2 separate regions of the Homo sapiens genome follow, and region 2 is linked to region 1. The links are chromatin loops, found by intact Hi-C in ENCODE. Cell type or tissue: endothelial cell of umbilical vein. All regions are shown on one strand. Links, peaks and the distances in the headings refer to the core of each region. The heading gives the core; the rest is flanking DNA.

Region 1 (6,738 bases), core at 938-5,937:
CCTTGCGGGGAGTTTGGGTTCACTCCCAGCACCATGGGGAGCAGAGGAAAACACAGCTGAACTGAGGGCTGGTGTCCAGTCAGCACAGTGTGGGCCCGGCCACAGCTTCTGGCCTGCCATTCTGAGGCCACATCTCTGAACCCTAACGTCCACAGGGGAGGGGAAGTGTGTGCTAGGCCAGCTGCCCTCACCCTGCTCCCTCATGCTTACACAGGGGCTGTGTGGATTTAAAAATTCATCTTAAAATTCTTTTTAACAGCAATAATTGAGGACAGTTTAAACAATGGGGAAGTGTAGGCCGGGCGCGGTGGCTCACGCCTGTAATCCCAGCACTTTGGGAGGCCGAGGCGAGTGGGTCACTTGAGGTCAGGAGTTTGAGATCAGCCTGGCCAACGTGGTGAAACCCCGTTTCTACTAAAAATACAAAAAATAGCCGGGCATGGTGGCTCGCGCCTGTAGTCCCAGCTACTCGGGAGGCTGAGGCAGGAGAATCGCTTGAACCCAGGAGGCAGAGGTTGCAGTGAGCTGAGATTGCACCACTGCACTCCAGCCTGGGTGACAGAGTGAGACTCTGTCTCAAAAAAAAACTGGGGAAGTGTAACAGGCATGCTGCCGTCCACCTCCATCAGCTACAGCTCAGTTCAGCTGATGAAATGCCCAGGCCAGGGGCACAGCTGGTTTCTTGCGGCACCGGGCAGTGCCTATCCCCAGGTATCATCTTTTCTATATTCATATTTAAGACCAAGTTTAATGGTGACCCAGCCCAGTCGCTGACGGAGAAGAGGTAAGCACAGAATAAATTTATCTGGGATCTTTAATAACTGGTGGTCTGAGTCACGGAGCATCCCACCCACCCCGTCAACCCTGGTGCAGCAAAATGAAATTCACCAGATAGAGTGAGGCCACCACCCTCCCCGCCCCACCTTCACCCTGACCTGGGTGTAACAACAACCTCTGGCCCATCAACTGCTAAAGGGACTTTGTTGGTGGGGTGAGATGGCTCATGCCTGTAATCCCAGCACTTTGGGATGCCAAGGTGGGCAGATCACCTGAGGTCAGGAGTTTGAGACCAGCGTGGTCAACATGACAAAACTCTGTCTCTACCAAAAATACAAAAATTAGTCAGGCATGGTGGTGCATCCCTGCAGTCCCAGCTACTTGGGAGGCTGAGGCAGGAGAATCGCTTGAACCTGGGAGGCAGAGGTTGTAGTGAGCCGAGACTGTGCCACTGCACTGTAGCCTGGGCGATACAGCGAAACTCCAACTCAAAAAAAAAAAAAAAAAAAAGCGTTTGTCTTCTGGTCTCCTCCACTCCCTGAGAAGCGAGATCCCCAAGGGCGTTTCAGCCCCACAGTGGGACCTGCAGTGTCTCCGAGGCTGCTCAGGCATTTTCCTCGGGGCTTCAGGCAAATAAAAGATATGTTCTCTCCACCTGTGTTAGTTCCCTGCGGCTGCCATTACAAAGATCCCCAAATTAGAGGACTTACAACAACAGGAATGTCTTCTCTCCCACTTCTGGAGTCTGAAGTCCAGGTGTGGGCAGTGTTCCCTCCAAACACCCTCATGAGGTGTCCTTTCCTGTCCCTTCCAGCATCTCGTGGCTCCTGTTGGGGCAGGAGACCAGGGTCTGGAGGCAGGGAACTGAAGGCCAATTCCCGCTGATTTCCTATAACTAAGTCAAAAGGAAAACCCCAACTTTCCACGCCCAAGTAACAAAAGAACCAGAGGCTACTCTCTTTGCATGGCGCCCCCTTTTCTGTGTGGCAGACGAAAAATGGAAAATACCTCTGATTTGTCCCCTCCCGCAACCAATCAGGCTGGCTGTGGGCCAAGTCTTCATTTGCATAGAAGTGTAACTTTGTAACTTCATTTCAGCCTCTAATTGGTCACTTTCTGCAACCAATCAGAATGATCACAGGCCACTACTTCATTTACATAAGATGTACACCAGGTAACCAATGGGAAACCTCTAGAAGGTATTTAAACCCCAGAAAATTCTGTATCCAGGTTCTTGAGCCGCTTGCCCACTCCCATCCTGTGGAGTGTACTTTTGTTCCATCTTGGCTCACTGCAACCTCCGCCTCCCAGGTTCAAGTGATTCTCCTGCCTCAGCCTCCCGAATAGCTGGGACTACAGGTGCCCGCCACCACGACTGGTTAATTTTTGTATTTTTAGTAGAGACAGGCTTTTGCCATGTTGCCCAGGCTGCTCTCGAACTCCTGGCCTCATGTAACCCACCCGTCTTGGCCTCCCAAACTGTTGGGATTACAGGCGTGAGCCACCTCACCCGGCTGCTTTTGTTGCTTCATTCTTTCCTTGCTTTGTATGTGCGTTTTGTCCAATTCTTTGTTCAAGATGCCAGGAACCTGGCTGCACACCCTCCACCGGTAACACCGAGACTCCTCAGAGTCCCTTGGGTTGTGGACCCGTCACTCCACTCTCTATCACCACATGGCCTTCTTATAAGGACACCAGTCGTAGGAATTAGGGTCCATTCTAGTCTTGTATGGCCCCATTGCCCCATCTTAATGATATCTGCAATGACCCTATTTCCAAATAATGTCACATTCTTCTTCTTCTTCTTTTTTTTTTTTTTTTAAGACAGGGTCTCACTCTGCCGCCCAGGCTGGAGTGCAGTGGCACAAATAGGGCTCACTGCAGCGTTGAAATCCTGGGTTCAAGTGATCCTCCTGCATCAGCCGCCTGTGTAGCTGGGACCACAGGCATGTGTCACCATGCCTGGCTAATTTTTTGATTGTATTTAGAGATGGGGTTTCGCCATGTTACCCAGGCTGCCTCCTAAAGTGCTGAGACTACGGGCGTGAGCCACCACACCCAGCCTAACGTCATATTCTGAGGTTTAGGATGAATGTGAATTTTGGGGGGTCTTGATTTAACCCACTAAACTATCCTCCATCACAAATCCTGTCCACATAGGAGAGAGCTGAGGTTTCCCTGAGTTTGGAGGATGGGGTCTGGCCCCTCCTGCATCATCGCCTTGTGTCCTCCACCTTCCTCCCTCCAGCCTAGCCGCCTGGGCCTTCTCTTCGCTCCTCCAGCTGAGAGAGGCATCCATTCCAGACCCCTCTCCTCTTGGGCTGGAATGTTCTCCACATCTTCAGATGATCCCTCTCTCAGAGGGTTCCCCCTCGGCCTCCCTGGTCTTTCTTCATTGCATTGTCCTGCTTTGCTGCCTCGGCCAGTGGTCGCTGTTGGAACTTGTCTCCGTGCAAGCTCGCTGCTTCTCTGCCCCCCACACCCCCAGGCCATGGCTGCCGTGAGGTTGGGGACCTGGTTGCTCTTGTTCATGCAGCAGCTCCAGGATCTGGCTCAGCGCCTGGTGCCAAGCAGACTCTCAATAAACATTTACTGAATAAACAAAAGGAATCAATGACCAGCCCCTCATGAATGCCCAGCGTCTCCTTCTTGAGAAATTTCCAGCAGAACAAGGAGGTCAGCTGTGGCCAAACTAGCGGACCCTTTGTCCTTCCTTTACAGCTGGATTTAGGATACAAAGCCTGAAAAACACTGCCATCTAATGGACTCACAGGAGAAGTGTTTTGTTTCTAAATTACAACCACATATTCAAACAATGGGCTGAAGGACCAAACACGCCGTCCACAGGAGAAAACGTTAAAGGAGCGGTCCTGGCCTGCACTCCACTCTGCACAGAGCACGCAGATGATCCCTAGGGTCTGTCTCAGACGGAAGCCAGATATTTAGTGTTGCCAGATAAAACACAGGACGCCCAGTTAAATTTGAAGTTCAGATAAACAATGAGGAACTTTTTAGTATAAGTATGACCCAAATATTGCATGGAACGTATTTATGCTAAAAAGTTACGCGTTTATCTGAACTTCAAATTTAACTGGCAACTCTACAAGGACTGGGTGGGGAGGGTCCTCTTTGGCTGAATGGCTCTCACAAGGGCATGTTCCTGAGAGGCACAGAAGATAAAGCTGTCAATTTGCAATTGAGAGGGATTTACACCAGCCAGAGAACGGTGGCTAGCAGAGCGCTGTCCGAGGTGCTGAATTCAAAGACAAGCGCACTAAAAAGAATGTCCTTTGGAGGTTCCAAGAAAATTCAGACCTACGTGCCTATCATTAAGAGCAGGGGTCTCCAACACCCAGAAACACATTTTTCCCCATGGAGAAACACACCCACACATTTTTACCCCATGGAGAATTTACTAAACTTTTTTTTTTTTTTTGCGCAATGGAGTCTCGCTCTGTCACCCAGCCTGGAGTGCAGTGGTGCGATCACGGCTCACTGCAGCATCAGATTCTTTGGGCTCAGGTAATCCTCCCACCTCAGCCTCCCAAGTAGCTGGGACTACAGGTGCATGGCACCATGCCTACCTAATTTCTTTGTATTTTGGGGTAGAGATGGGGTTTTGCCATGTTGCCTAGGCTGGTCTCAGACTTCTGGGCTCAAGCAATCCACCCACCTCGGCCTCCCAAAGTGCTGGTATTACAGGCATGAGCCACCGTGCCTGGCCTCATTTTCTTCCTTTATACATTTTTGTTGTTGTTGTTGAGACAGTGTCTCACTCTTGTCGCCCAGGCTGGAGTGCAGTGGTATGATCTTGGATCACTGCAATCTCTGCCTCCTGAGTTCAAGCAATTCTTCTGCCTCAGCCTCCTGAGTAGTTGGGACTACAGGTGCGCCCCACTATGCCTGGCTATTTTTTGTATTTTTAGTAGGTGGTGTTTCACCAGGTTGGCCAGGCTGGTCTCGAGCTCCTGATCTCAGGTGATCCACCCGCCTCTGCCTCCCCAAGTGCTGGGATTACAGGTGTGAACCACCGTGCCCAGCCCTTTTATACATATTTATATGGCTGAAATCAGACTTCCCACCCCACCGCCCCCCTGCCCGGCCCTTACCGATACTTCATGCCTGTGCGCTGGGCGGTGCAGCCGTCCAGGGAAAGGCCGTGCATGCGGAGGAAGCTCTCCATGTTCCTGGCCTGGGCAGCCGCCCGCACCTCCCGCAGCCGCTGCAGTTCCAGCGTGTCCGTCTGGCGGACGGGGTGCAGGGCCCATTCAGAGTGGCACCTGCTGCTCACGCTCCGCAGACTCTCGCTGTACGTCATGGACAGCATGGTGCCGCCTGGCTTGGGAGCTGCCACTGTCCAGACGGTGATGAGTTAGACAGTGTGCCAATGCCCCACGTGCCCCAGGCTGGATGGCTGGCCCTGGGGCAGGGGGCAGCTGCAGCGAAACATCCTTTAACTAGTGCCACCACCAGGTCTTGGTGTCTAGGAGTGGGACCCGGCCCCTGGATGTAAACACCTCTTGGCATGAGATTCTCAGTCCGCAAAGCAGTGCTTGCCAGGAACTCTGGCTAAGCTGCCCTTTTCTGTCCCCTGCATCTGTGAGACAAGCACAGGCAAAGCTGCATTCCAGGCAGGACAGCTGCACCCCAAGTGTCCAAATGAAAACGGGAGCACAGAGAGCATGCAGAGCCTGAGCCCCCCAAATGCTGAAGACCAGGGTTGCTGTTCCGTGGTGACTGCGGTACCATGTCATGGTGGTCTCTTGAGGTGGTTCCCAGGGTAAAACTGGGTCAAAAGCTGTCCCTGGGAAAGCAGCGCAGGGCACACCTGTTGCTGAAGTAAACTCTCCTGTAATTATGCCAGGGAGGCACCTCACCCCCGCATGCCAGGTGGCCCCAACATGGGAAGGTCCTATTTGCTCTTAGCCTTGTAAAGGGAAATGCTATCTATACAACACATTCCCTGCTTGTTGAACGCATCATTGCACCGCAGAGATCTTTGGGCTTCATGCTTTTTGCAAAAGAAAAACTGAGCAGAATGCATTTAAGCAGGTTGCGGAGGAGAGTGGCCTGGGGAAATAGGCTTAGTTGGGACAGGGGAGTTTCAAAGTTTCTATGTGAAGAACCACTGAAATATAGCTGAAATGATGAATGCACATTCTTGGAAACTAAAAGCAATGTAAATGTCCATCAGTAGGGAAACTGGTTACCTAAGTGACAGTCCATCCACATAGTGGGAATTTGTGCTGCTGTCAAGAATGAGGCATCTCAACATAGTGAGTGAGTGAGCCCTGAGAGATAGTGGACAATTAAAAGGCCAAGGGAGAAAGCGTGTGTCCAGAACGCAACCACTGGTGTTAATTCATGTGCACAACAGTGAGTGGACCAGTGAGGGCAGCCTCGGGGCTGAGTCCTCACCCTGCAGAGTCTGTGACAGCGCAATGAGGACATGGAGGCAGGCTCAACACAAAGGAGGTCCCCAGTCCAGTGACCCTCACCCCACCTGACTGCAGCCTCGGCCATGGCCCAGGTGGCCTGCACTGCAGCTCTGCATCATCACCAGAGAGAGAAGGTGCAGAGGGGAAGTCACCATTTCAGCTGGGTCAGCTGCACAGTGGGATCCTGGAACCTGGCCTGGGAGCTGGAAAGGAACCAGCACTGTCCCCACCTTCTGCCCCAAGAGAGGAAAAGTTCGATTATCCCTGGGAAGGAGCTGGGAGGGCTATCCTGGGAGCTGAGGCAGCTACAGAGGCTTTAGCACGGTCCTTGAAGGGGGTTGAGATGTCCTGGAGTTGCCCCAGGCTGGGCCTTTCCTGGGGTGAGCTCCAGGGGCCAAAGGAAAGACCCACAAGGGGCAGGAGTTTGTGATGAGCCCCATGTGCTGGGGTCCTTCCAGAATGGGTGACCAGCCTGCTGACCTTTCACTGCTCTGCCTATATGTGCACCCAGAGAGGGGGGCCA
Region 2 (6,738 bases), core at 1,043-6,042, 110 kb before region 1:
GGCCATGATCACGCTGAGCCTTCCCTTTTCCAACTGGCCCAGGTCTTCCCTCCCGCTTCTTTCTCTGACAATATGTTTTTGTTTTTGTCCAGGTCCTTATCTCTCTCTGGCTCTTGTCTGTCTGTCTCTCTCTGGGTCTCAGACTTGGTCATTCCCTCTGGCCTGTGCTTGGTGTCCACCTTGGTAACCTCTCGGCATCTCCTCTCTCTCCTTTGCCGTCTTTTCTCTCTTCCCCCTGTACCCTCATTTCTCTCCCTCTCTTTGATTTGCTCCACCCCTTCCTCACCCTCTCTCCTTCTCTCTACTGAGATGCAGCTCTGGTTCTTGGAAGGGGAAGGGGGCTGGGATGGACAAGAGGCCTCCAGAGGTGCCCCCTCCCCTGCATTTGAGAGCCTGGCTCGGGCCAGCTGTCAGATCTTAAGGGGTCTGGAGCACACTGTGGCCCAGCTGCCGGGTGCCCCTTTGCCCACCTGCCTGGCAGACTAGGAGCCCCAGGATAAAGACAAGGGAATTTCACCCCTCTGCCCCTCTCTGCCTCCAACCAGGTGGCTCCAAGATGACGGGGTGAAGGGGCCAGGGCAGGTGGGCCGCAAGCAGCAGTTTGTTAGTGGGGGGAGGCCGGCAGCAAGTCGTGGATTCTGATTTACATAAAATAACCGGGCTGCAGCCGGAACCTGAGCATATGTAGATGAAGCTCCCTGTCAGACCCTAGCGAGCGCAGGAGGGAGAAATGATTTCAACCTGTACTGCAGCGGTTACCATAGCAACCAATTATTCAGTGCTAAATTATAACTGTTTATAACACTCGTGAATGGGAAGGCTCCTATTTCATTCTTCCCTTTTCCCTCTCAATCTTGAAGGACCCCAAATGGAGAATGACCCACTCTCCGCACCCTTCCTTATGAGTTTAAATGTCTCCGTTTTTAGGAGATGCGGTGCGTGTGCGGAGCATCGGGCCTAGAGGGAAGGGAGATGGAGGTGGGAGGCCTCTGCCAAGAAACATCTGCGGAGCTGGGAAGGAGGAAGGGTGGCGGGACTGTCCATTGGGATCCCCAGGGCTGCGACCACATGCTGTGCCCTCAGCAGGGTGGGGGCTCAGAGCAGAGACCCCTCCTGCCTGCCCCTGCCTCCTGGCACACATAGGCTGGGCATAACATTCAAGGCAGCTTTGCAGGTGGAGTTCATGTGGGGACTCCACATCCACTAAGATTCTTCTGCTAGCTGGTAGGGCGTCCCCTGTAGTCACGCCTAAGGCTGCTGCAGCCGAAAGGTCAGTGCCAAGGTCGAAGGCCAACTGTCATCTGTATCTTCATGCCTGCAGTGTGGTTTGATGGCCCTCAAACCTTAGGGTTGGGTTGGTTCGGGGGCTTAGTTAGGGACTTATTGGTCTGCGTCTCTGTCTCCTCCCCTGCACGTGGCTTGGTCTACGAGCCTCTCAGTATGTTTTGAGATACTGAACTGTGAATCTGCCTCTGGTTCTTGATCGTTTCTTTCCTTCTTGCCGCTGGATGATGCTCCGTCCCTCCAGGTCCTGCTCATGGGCCACTGCTCTGCTAGGTGTTTTCAGAACTATTTGCAGCTTTCTCTGCAAGGAGAGATTTTGGAAAAACACCACAAAAAGGAGGCCTAGTTCTAGAATGTCAAAACAGCTGGATGCAGGGTTCTGCCCTGCACCCCCACCCTCGGCCAGCCCCTGGTAGGGGAGGAGGGTTCAGGTGATATCTGGTGCAGGTGGGAGGCCCAGCTGTGCGGGCTCCATGTGGTGGAGGCAGGGCAGAGGCTCAGGGCAGGGGAGGCAGGTGGGGACTTGGGCGTCAGACCCTTCTCATCGACTGGGCTTTCCCCAGTGCAGGTGGATGGAGGAGGGAGAGAAGTGCACCTGCTTCCAAGAAATGAGGGCTTTGCTGGCTTGCCTGAGCCCCAGTGGGTGACAGCAGGGAAGGGGCCACAGATGGGCAACAGACATGCCTGACGTTGTCTGAGCCCATTCTGTGCTGAGGGTCTGTGCCCTCCTGCTCTGCCACTTAACCCTGAGCGGACGCTGGGCGAGCCCTGTCAGTGCTGGGCTCATGGCCTTCTGCCAGCCCTACTCTCCCAAGGTGGCATGCGCTGCTGCTCCTGCCAGACAGTGGAGGCTGCTGGAGGTGCCTTCCCCTCCCTATCCCTCCCTCCTTCCGGCTCTCCCTGGGCCGCCACTCCTGGTCTCCCCTGCAGGTCGCCGAGGGGACTGCTTGCCATCAGATGCTGGGTTGGCTCCCCGTAGATGTTGCCACAGCAGCCCCTTCTTGTCCAGGTCCTGCTCCCTCTGTACCGCGTCTCGCCCCAGCTGCTGGCAGCCTCTGTGCAGTTGGCTGGAGCCCAATCCCGACAGCAAAAATGTGGGGGTGAGCTTGGTGTGTCCCCTCCAGCTTGTCGTCCTGGCTGTATCTTTGGCTTCCATGCAGAGCTGGGGTCATCATGGGTTGTTTGGGCATTTTCTGGGCATTATCAGAATCCCAGCGGCCTCTGGTGTCTACATGTGGTCGTGGTGGTGTCAGGGGGAAAGGGTCATTCTGACTGCAGCCTGCTCTGGCTTGGCCGAGTCCCCTGCCCAGGACACAGCAAGGCGGCCCAGCCCTGGAGACCTGGGTGCACGTCCCATCCCTCCCCTCCACCCTGGCTCAGAGCCCTGCTTCTCTGTGCTTAGGTTTCTCCCGGGTCACAGATGTTCAAGGCATTTTCTTTTCTTTCTTTTCTTTTCTTTTTTTTTTTGAGATGGAGTTTGGCTCTTATTACCCAGGCTGGAGTACAATGGTGCGATCTCGGCTCACTGCAACCTCCGCCTCCCAGGTTCAAGCGATTCTCCTGCCTCAGCCTCCTGAGTAGCTGGGATTGCAGGCATGTACCACCATGCCCAGCTAATTTTGTATTTTTTTTTCAGTAGAGAAAGTGTTTCTCCAAGTTGGTCAGGCTAGTCTTGAGCTCCCAACCTTAGGTGATCTGCCCGCCTCGGCCTCCCAAAGTGCTGGGATTTCAAGCGTGAGTCACCGCGCCCAGCCTCAAGGCATTTTCTTACAGTCTCCCTGGTTCTATCCTTTCTGGCATTCCCAGTTCACAGACGATGAAGCTGAGGTTTAGCTCGCTACAGTGACTTGGCCAAGTCTCAGGCTTGCAAGGGGCAGAGCCTCCCTGGGGAGCCCGGGACTCACTGGCAGGCCACGTAGGATTAACCGTGGGTCCCTCAACTTCATCCTCGGTAGGTTTGTGGGGTTTGCTCTCTAGCAGCTGAAGGCCACCCAGGGCCCCTTCCTCCGGCCAGCCCCAGCCTCTGTCCGTGGTGCTGAAGTTCATGGCGGCCTCTCTTGTCCTTACCTTTGCTGGGGTGAGGGCTCAGGGAGAGCGTGTCTCTCAGATCTCCTGAAGGGCGGTCTCTTGAAGCTGGCCAAACTCTGACACCCTCAACGGGACGTGGACATCACTGTCTCATCTCCACCTCCCCAAAGGACCGAGGCCGAGCTTGGGAGCCGTGGCTCCAGGGCCCAGCATCTCCTCCAGCCTTGAGAGCAGGCTCCCAGCCAGTGGCTGTGTCAGTATTCCCGGAAACACCCGGGTTCCGGAAAAGCAAAGAGCACAGAGGCCCTGCTGCCTGGCAGCTGGCAGCGCCGCTGACTCTGGAGGCTTAATGGGCTAAGAGGTTTGGGAGCAGGGAGGCTGGTGGGCAGGGGAGAGGGAGCGGGGCTTCCAGGAGAGGAGGGAAGTGCAGGCAGCCTGTTGGAAGGGGTGCTTCCCAGCTGGATGTCAGAGGGGGCCCCCACCTCCCCTGTCAGTGACCGTCTCCCCCTCCACGAACTGTTGGATGTGACTGTTTGGAGCCACTCTCCTGGGAAAAGGCAGGTCATCCCCTCTTGACAGTGTGGCCTGAAAGGGCAGAGTTGGGCTGGGGGCCTCCCAAGACTATCCAGGGAGGCCCCCCGCCTTTGCTGCCTCCTCATTCTCTTTCCTTCTGCCACCCTTTCCTTTCCTTCTCCCTCCCTCCCTCTTTCCTTCATCCTCCCTCCTGGCCACTGCTGTTTCCTGAGCTCATTTTTTATCTCTCCGGTTCTGTCTTAATCTCATCCCATGCCTCTCCTTGCTCACCCCGAAAACAGTTAACAGCAGTCCTGCGCATGGCAAGCCCCGCATGCCCCGGGGATCATGGCAGTGCTGCCCGGCCCCTCCCTGGGAAGGGGCTGTGGAGGGCTTCGCCAGTTGACTTGTGTCTCTAAAGGCCACAAGTAAACCACTTTCTCCGAGGGGCAGCACCTCTCTGGTGGGGTGCTCTGGTTGTAAACGCCCTTATCTCCATATAAATGGGCCATTTTCTGCCTGTACAGACAGGAAACTAAATCAAGGAAGCCAAGCTTAAGAGCTGCCTAAATTACCTTGTCTCATATGGAGAGGAAGCGGCCAGGATGGGGTGGGAGAGGGGGAAGGTGGGCTTGTGCCATCCATAGCAGTGTCTGCAGAGTCCGCACATGGAGAAAACTGTGATGTGCCTGCTGCATTAATTACAGGTTTCACCTGACGAACGCAGTTCCATGGGATGTGAACTTAAGCAGAGAGCTGTGGCGCTGGGGCCTGAGATGCAGCGGCCCTTCCCTGGCTGGGGCTCTCCTTCTCTGGCTGGGGCCCTTCCCTGGCTGGGGCTCTCCTTCTCTGGCTGGGGCCCTTCCCTGGCTGGGGCTCTCCTTCTCTGGCTGGGGCCCTTCTCTGGCTGGGGCCCTTCCCTGGCTAGGGCTCTTCTTCTCTGGCTGGGGCCCTTCCCTGGCTGGGGCTCTTCCCTTGCTGGGGCCCTTCCCTGGCTGGGGCCCTTCCCTGGCTGGGGTTCTTCTTCTCTGGCTGGGGCCCTTCCCTGGCTGGGGCTCTCCTTCTCTGGCTGGGGCCCTTCTCTGGCTGGGGCCCTTCCCTGGCTAGGGCTCTTCTTCTCTGGCTGGGGCCCTTCCCTGGCTGGGGCTCTTCCCTTGCTGGGGCCCTTCCCTGGCTGGGGCCCTTCCCTGGCTGGGGCCCTTCCCTGGCTGGGGTTCTTCTTCTCTGGCTGGGGCCCTTCCCTGGCTGTGGCTCTTCTTCTCTGGCTGAGGCCCTTCCCTGGCTGGGGCTTTTCTTCTCTGGCTGGGGCCCTTCCCTGGCTGGGGCTCTTCCTGTGCACTTTGCTTTTTGACTCTGGGACCACATCCTCCACCGCCAGCTCCTGGGTCCATGCCTCATCATGTAAAACTAATTCAGCCCCCAAAGTCCATAGAAGCCCAATGATGACTGAAGCGGAGCCTGAGTTCACCCGCAGGGCTGCTGGAGTGGGCTGAGCCGAGCTTGCAGATGGAGAAGCCTGCTCTCACGAGAGCCTCACCTCGCCTCACCTGCAGGTTCTACTGCTTCCTGTGGCGTAGACCCTGGGGACAAGACTTGGCTCAGGCTGGCTTGGGGTTGCCCCTTTGGCTGGGCTTTGGGGCTGAGCTGTGAGCAGTGGCCTCTGATGATGAGTGGAGTGATGGGGATCGGTCGATCCCCAGCGTGGGCCAGGAGGTAGCTCTCAGGGCCGTCCTGCCACCCAGGACTCTGGATGTTCCTGGGGCCTCTGTTGCCCTCACTGTCCCCCTTCTTTTCCAGGGGAGCAATGATGAGCTATCAGAGAATGAAGAGGATCTGGAAGAGAAGTCGGAGAGTGAAGGCAGTGACTACTCCCCGAATAAAAAGAAGAAGAAGAAACTCAAGGACAAGAAGGAGAAAAAAGCCAAGCGAAAAAAGAAGGATGAGGATGAGGATGATAATGATGATGGATGCTTAAAGGTAACTGTGGAGGCCTGGCTGGGGGGACAGAGCGACATCCCCCTTTAAGGGGGCTGAGCCTCTTGCCTGTATGTTCTGTGTGTGTGTGTGTGTGTGTGTGTGTGTGTGATGGAGTCTCACTCTGTTGCCAGGCTGGAGTGCAGTGGCGTGACCTCGGCTCACTGCAACCGCCTCCCAGGTTCAAGCAATTCTCCTGCCTCAGCCTCCCGAGTAGCTGGGACTACAGGTGCGTGCCACCACGCCTGGCTAATTTTTGTATTTTTAGTAGAGACAGGATTTTACCATGTTGGCCAGGATGGTCCCCATCTCTTTTTTTTTTTTTTTTTTTTGAGACGGAGTCTCGCTCTGTCGCCCAGGCTGGAGTGCAGTGGCGGGATCTCGGCTCACTGCAAGCTTCGCCTCCCGGGTTCACGCCATTCTCCTGCCTCAGCCTCCCAAGTAGCTGGGACTACAGGCGCCCGCCACTACGCCCGGCTAATTTTTTGTATTTTTAGTAGAGATGGGGTTTCACCGTTTTAGCCGGGATGGTCTCGATCTCCTGACCTCGTGATCCGCCCGCCTCGGCCTCCCAAAGTGCTGGGATTACAGGTGTGAGCCACCGCGCCCGGCCTCCATCTCTTGACCTCGCGATCTGCCTGCCTTGGCCTCCCAAAGTGCTGGGATTACAGGCGTGAGCCACTGCGCCCAGCCTGTTCTTTTTTTCTTTTTTAGAAGGAGTTTTGCTCTGTTGTCCAGGCTGGAGTGCAGTGGCTCCTGCCTTAGCCTTCTGAGTAGCTGGTACTACAGGCACGCATCACCACGCACAGCTAATTTTTGAGTGAGCAGCTATTTCTAGGGGAGAGTGATAGATAGTGTGAGCTCAAGTTTAGTGTCAGGAACCTCTTGCTTGGAGCAATTCGGGAAAATAAAACAACAAATGGAGTCTTTGCCACAAGA

Evidence for each region. A loop is a pair of places that touch in the nucleus more often than their neighbours do. Peaks named below come from ENCODE experiments on the same cell type or tissue, not always from the same donor. Only the 100,000 strongest peaks of a DNase experiment are listed, where the experiment ranks them.
Region 2: it touches region 1 in a loop (6-fold over the local background); 25 of 110 quality-filtered maps call a loop at or near these places.

Annotation. Positions count from the first base shown.
Region 1 is chr1:6,049,903-6,056,640 of GRCh38, reverse strand. It overlaps KCNAB2 (potassium voltage-gated channel subfamily A regulatory beta subunit 2), which reads right to left. Exons shown (of 16, transcript NM_001199862.2): 2 at 4,887-5,130. The coding sequence starts at 5,104. Among named protein-coding and RNA genes, the nearest start is that of KCNAB2, 7.4 kb to the right of the region's middle. RefSeq lists an enhancer at 2,706-3,206. In endothelial cell of umbilical vein, for the core only: a CTCF peak has its summit at 3,530 (motif pointing left); DNase peaks (open chromatin) are centred at 3,510 and 3,990.
Region 2 is chr1:6,158,400-6,165,137 of GRCh38, reverse strand. CHD5 (chromodomain helicase DNA binding protein 5) reads left to right here. Exons shown (of 42, transcript NM_015557.3): 3 at 5,623-5,802. Among named protein-coding and RNA genes, the nearest start is that of CHD5, 19 kb to the left of the region's middle. RefSeq lists a silencer at 3,232-3,432. In endothelial cell of umbilical vein, for the core only: no CTCF peak of the experiment used is centred there; a DNase peak (open chromatin) is centred at 3,547.